Linked DNA regions of Mus musculus: region 1 is linked to region 2. The links are chromatin loops, found by intact Hi-C in ENCODE. Cell type or tissue: gastrocnemius. All regions are shown on one strand. Each heading gives the region's core, and the rest is flanking DNA. Links, peaks and the distances in the headings are about the cores only.

Region 1 (2,917 bases), core at 106-2,605, 51 kb before region 2:
GGAATACCAGGGCCAAAAAGGGGGAGTGGGTGGGCAGGGGAGTGGGGGTGGGTGGATATGGGGGACTTTTGGTATAGCATTGGAAATGTAAATGAGTTAAATACCTAATAAAAAATGGAAAAAAAAAGGGATGAAAATATGGATACATAATATTAATAACAAACCACTTTTACATTGTCTACATAGACATTAGCATTCTGTATGTCAAGTGATTACAGTATAAATTGATACTAAATCCATGTATTCCTAATTGACACTAAAAGTAAATATAAAGTAGTATATAATAAATGATGACTATAAAATTGAAAAAAAAAAAAAAAAAAAAAAAGAAATCTTTTCCTAACTAAGAAGTATTCACTTTTTGAATGTAAATCAAATTTCTCTAAGAACTACAGAGGAAAGAAAAACAAAACAAAAAACAAAAACAAAGATCAAGTCCACAAATTTCAGACTTCAGAAAGTTTTCACTTTTCCTTTCCATCTCATTCGTTACTTTTAAACCTTTGCCAGTGACTTTCAGGATAAACAAACACAGTTCTTTTAAGTTCACAGAGAACTCAGTCACTAAATAGCTGTTAGGTTTGGTAGTTAGTATTCATTTTCTCTGACTGATTCTGGAGACCTTTTCTCAATAATGAGACTATTCTTGGCAGTTAAGAAAGTTAAGAAAGAACAAAACAAAGATTATGAATCAGATCGTGTGTGTAACACTGACATTACTAGAGGTTATGTCAATAAACTTTCTCAGTAGGAAGAAAACATGAGTGTTTTTCTTTTTAAAAAAAATTCAAATTCACAATTCAAGAGGAGATGGAGATGGATGACTTAAGCTCATGGCTGAAATGTAAGAGCTTTGAGCACTGGTTCCTCTCTGCTAATTACTTGCTGACCCACTCTAAGGCTGTTCTGTAGCTACTTTAGTACAATGTAACTAACTCTAAATCAGAATGAGACAAAACTGTTAACAAATTATGGAAACAAGAGCAAGAAAACACTGATAAACTACAATGTGAGAAATCAGATTTTAAATCCCACGATAAGCTGTTTATTGACTGTGTTTTAATTGTCAGTTTGCCACAACCCAGAGTCACCTGAGAAGGAAGGCCCAGTTGAGGAATTATCTAGATCAGACTGGACTATGAACATGTCGGCTGGGGACTGTGTGTCATTGTTAATTGTTGTAGGAAAACCTGGCCTGCAGTGGGTGGCACCTTTTTACGGGCTAGTTCCTGAACTGTGTAAGAGGGAAAAGGCTGGCTAAGTAGAAGCAGGCAGAAGGCAGCCAGCAGGGGGCACTCATTTCTCTCTGCTCCTGAGGAGGAAGTAATGTGATTAGCTACTTGTGTTTCTGACCTGACTTCTCCTTAGCAATAGACTGTAACTGTAATTACATGCCAAGCAAACTCCCTTCTCCCCTAAGCGGCTTGCTGTCAGGGTATTTTATCACAGCAACAGAATTAAACTAGAACAGTGATAAAATGCAATCTATGTTTTCAAGAGCAGAACACATCTAGATCGCACACTCCAAATGGGAGCTTCCAGGGCTAGGATTTTAAAAGCCCAGTGGAAATCTGCTCATTCAGAGACATCTGTTCCTTCTCTAGCCTCACTCTGGTACAAGACACTTTCAGTATGGCCACTTCATCTTTCTCTTCTTATACCTAATAGCTAGTAAGCAGCAAACCCCAAAGAAATTTAGCTTACAAGCCACTGAAGTCATTACCAATATGGAGTCAAGTCAGATGTGAGAAGGGCAGTGTCTCTGGCCTAGAATCTCGGCATTAGGGAAGCACACATAGGATTGTGAGTTTGCTTGGGTTACACCGGACTGTGAGTTGGATGGGGAGGTCAGACTGTGTTACATAGTGGTTCTAGGTCAGCCTAGGTTACACAGCAAAACTGTATTAAAGCAAAAAACAAAACAAAACAAAAAAACTGCTTCAGTTTACTGAAAACTACTTGGAGTCAGCTCAAGGAAACTAGAATCAGCTCACAGGAGGCCAGTGCCTGCTTTTGTGTTGGCATTCTACCAATGCCAACAGTTACTTCTTACATAACACCATGAAGCAGGCCACTTGAAAGTTAGAAAACAAATGGGAAGAGAGGTGCGTTATCCTTGACAGGTTGCATTTTATACTAGTCTTCCAAGTTTTTTACACACACATTCTAACACTTAGTACTAGAGGTAATCTTAAAATCAAATACTGCCATGTGATTCTATGTTTATAATGGAATAAACCTAAAGTAAGTATCATAGAGCATTGAAGCCTACTGTACAACTGAAAGTTTCATGGCAATTGCATCACCCAGTGGCACACCAAACCAAGTATTAGCCAACTAGGAACAGTCGGTGGCATATTCTTGATGTTGACAAGATGGCACTACGTGGGCTCCATCATTGCAATAGTGCACTGACAAAAAGTACAACAATAAAAACTAAATATTTCAAAGCCTATAAAATTGTACCAACTACACATTTGAGGAATTTCACAAGCTGGGCTTGGTAGCACCTCTCTAATTCTGTCACCTGGGAGTCAGAGGCAGGAAGAGCTCTGTGAGTTTGTGGCTATTCTGGCCTACACATAATAGGTCCAGACCAGAGAGGGCTCTCCTGTCCTCAGAGGAGAGACCACAAATAGCTGTTTGTTCTAGCCTGATTTTCTGCTGCTGTGATAAAATACTGACCAAAAGCAACCTGGGCAGGAAAGGACTGATTTCATCTTCCAGACTACAGTGCAGCATGAAGACAAATAAGGGCAGGAACACAAGCAGAGACAGTACAGGGGACACTGTTTTCTGAATCACTCTCTGACGCTTTTTCAACTTGCTTTTCACCTAGGACTGCATGCTCAGGCTTGGGACTGCACATAGTAGTAGGCTAGACCCTCTAATACCACTCATTAACCAAGAAAATGCC
Region 2 (2,917 bases), core at 225-2,724:
CCTTCAGTTCTGCTTTGAAGTCTGCTTTTCCCTACTCTTGCTATCAGGGTTAAATTCCCTTCTTTGATACTCGTCACAATCTACTTCACAGACATCTCCATGTCTCTCGAAACTCACCTCCCTCGTGAATCCGTCCCTCACACGCCCACATACAACCAATCAGTCTGTCTTTAGCAACACCATCTGCCTTGAGTATATTTAATTAAACCCACCATTGGATCTGCCTGTTCCATGTCCAGTCACCATCTGCCAGGCCCTTGAGAGCAAGCACAATAAGCATGGTCCTGGATCCTTAGGAGCTAAATAAAGGAGTGGCACATGGGTGAAATTGAAGTTCCGGCAGAGCTTTTTCCTCAGTTTCCTGTCTCTTTAATTTAGAATTCCAGCAACAAAGAGTGCTGTGACATTATGCTCATTCTATCACACGCTCCTCTGCCTCCTCCTCCTCCTCTTCCTCTTCTTCTTCTTCTTCCTCCTCCCCCCTCCTCTCTTTCAGGTGTATGTGTCCTCTGCCCAAAATAATCAGGGGCATGACTTGTATCCTGATCATTTCATGTCTCTAGCATCTAGCTACTCAGTAAATGTCCCAGCAATGAGTTGTTTCACGGTGATCGGGTGGCTTTACCTTTTCAAGTCATCGTGCAATCGTGCTATCCTTTCTCACCATCACAGAGAACCTCTTGGTTATTCCTGGCAGAGATCAACCTTGACGCTGCGGAGAAAGATCTGTATCACTTTTGTTCTTAGACTTTTCTAGACCAGTTCTTCATTCTGACTGACTATAAAACCCTAGCCTTCCTCTCCGCCCCCCCACACACCACGAAACCAGCTCTTTTCATTGTATCCCTATTCATTTGCCACAACTCTATCCTCCCCTACTAACAGAACCATAAACCAAATACAGCTGCCTCGATCTGATGATTTTTATATATATTTTTTCTGTTAAACAATCAATAAGCTATTGCATTTACACTATTGTTAATACTTATAACTGCCGCTTGCCCTGCTGAGAATGCTTATATTATAGTCATTTTTAAAATATTTGGTAAATTAATAATGGAAGGAATGTTATTTTCACTGTCAAATGAAAGGCTGTGCCTCTTATGCAAAATTAGTTCACTCATATTTATAACTGTTTACATCCAAGAATTTATTGGTACAGACTAGAAGATACTGTCCTTCATGAACTAATTTCTAAGTAAAATGATAACTTTAGGGCTGGTGAGATGGCTCAGCAGGTAAGAGCACCCGACTGCTCTTCCAAAGGTCCTGAGTTCAAATCCCAGCAACCACATGGTGGCTCACAACCATCCGTAACAAGATCTGACTCCCTCTTCTGGTGTGTCTGAAGTGTACTTACATATAATCAAAAAATAAATCTTTAAAAATAATAATAATAACTTTATGTTATAAAGTATTCTTGTACCCGAAGCCTATGATAGCTCGGGCAGCAAACAGAAACGTGGCAGGTGCTGAGTTTCCCTTGTGGTTTGATGAAGTTCTACCTTCTCTGCATACTGCAGAACCCAAGTGACCCATACTTGCGCTAGCCGGTCCTTGGTGAACTTGTCCATCTGGCGCCCTCTGCTGGCCTCCTGAGCTTTGATGGACTTAAGTTTTCCTCGCCTAGGGACTATCCTGAACAGTAACAATTAATTACCCAAGGAGCTAAAGGGGTCTGCAACCCTATAGGTGGAACAACAATATGAACTAACCAGTACCCCCAGAGCTCGTGTCTCTAGCTGCATATGTAGCAGAAGATGGCCTAGTCAGCCATCATAGGGAAGAGAGGCCCCTTGGTCTTGCAAACTTTATATGCCCCAGTACAGGGCCAGGAAGTAGAAGTGAGTGGGAAGGGGAGCGGCGGGGAAGAGATATGGGAGACTTTTGGGATAGCATTTGAAAATGTAAATGAAGAAAATACCTAATAAAAATTGGGGGGGGGGGAGGCTGTCTTTTACTTGACAGCCCCTTACAATGCAGAAGCCATATCAGAATTTCCAAACAATGAGTCCACGGTGCTCAGGATGTCATTTGCAAGCTGCCACAGCAGTCATGCTTGCACGCCACAGAGTGGCTCCAGTCACGGGCCCTCTCACAGCCTGGGTCACACGCTGGTCCTAAGGAACATCTGATCGCCTAGAGCCTGGAGGAAACTTTTCTTTCTCCCACGTTGTGTTTCAGTGGTGTTTTCACTCCAGTGCCTCAGAAAGGTTCTCCCATTGCAGAGGGAGAAGTGGGAAGAAGTGGGGAGAAGAAGGTGCGCTGGGAGGAGATCCTTGCAAACGTGACATTTGGTATTTCAGCTTTAGTTCCCTTGAGAATTGTGGGCGGCATCCACAACGCAACCCTGCTTTGGTTTTTTGTTTTGTTTTGTTTTGTTTTCGTTATTGAATCCACCTGTTGGTTCAAGGAGATTAACAATTATAACATTTCCAGTACACTAGATTGTAGGTGGAGTGCAGAAAAGCTCAGAAACTACTGCCTAAAAAGAAATTTGCTTGAGGTGGTAGCACACACTTTAATCCCAGCACTTGAGAGGCAGAGGCAGGCAGATTTCTGAGTTCGAGGCCAGCCTGGTCTACAGAGTGAGTTCCAGGACAGCCAGGGCTATACAGAGAAACCCTGTCTAGAAAAAACAATACAAAACAAACAAAAACAAAAAAACTTTAAATTTTTTGTTTGGGGAACAATGAAAACAATAGCTTTGGGAAGTTCTTATTTTGTTTTACAATTCATTTTCATTGTTATGAAGTTTAGGTCTACTTCTTTTGATACAAAAGACTTTCCCAGGACCCATATTCTCAGGGCTCTTTCCAAAACAGGTATGTACATGTAAAGTCATTTTTTGTTTGTTTTTCGAGACAGGGTTTCTCTGTATAGCCCTGGCTATTATCCTGGAACTCACTCTGTAGAC

The links. Peaks named below come from ENCODE experiments on the same cell type or tissue, not always from the same donor. Only the 100,000 strongest peaks of a DNase experiment are listed, where the experiment ranks them.
Region 1: a loop joins it to region 2, with 2.2 times the contacts of the local background. A loop is called at or near these places in 7 of 42 quality-filtered maps.

Annotation. Positions count from the first base shown.
Region 1 is chr4:105,069,918-105,072,834 of GRCm38, forward strand. All of the region lies in intron 2 of Prkaa2 (protein kinase, AMP-activated, alpha 2 catalytic subunit), which reads right to left. Among named protein-coding and RNA genes, the nearest start is that of Gm36893, 39 kb to the right of the region's middle. In gastrocnemius, for the core only: a CTCF peak has its summit at 1,295 (motif pointing right); a DNase peak (open chromatin) is centred at 1,289; H3K27ac peaks cover 2,058 bases.
Region 2 is chr4:105,121,089-105,124,005 of GRCm38, forward strand. No RefSeq gene overlaps it. Among named protein-coding and RNA genes, the nearest start is that of Prkaa2, 13 kb to the left of the region's middle. In gastrocnemius, for the core only: a CTCF peak has its summit at 1,584 (motif pointing left); a DNase peak (open chromatin) is centred at 1,580.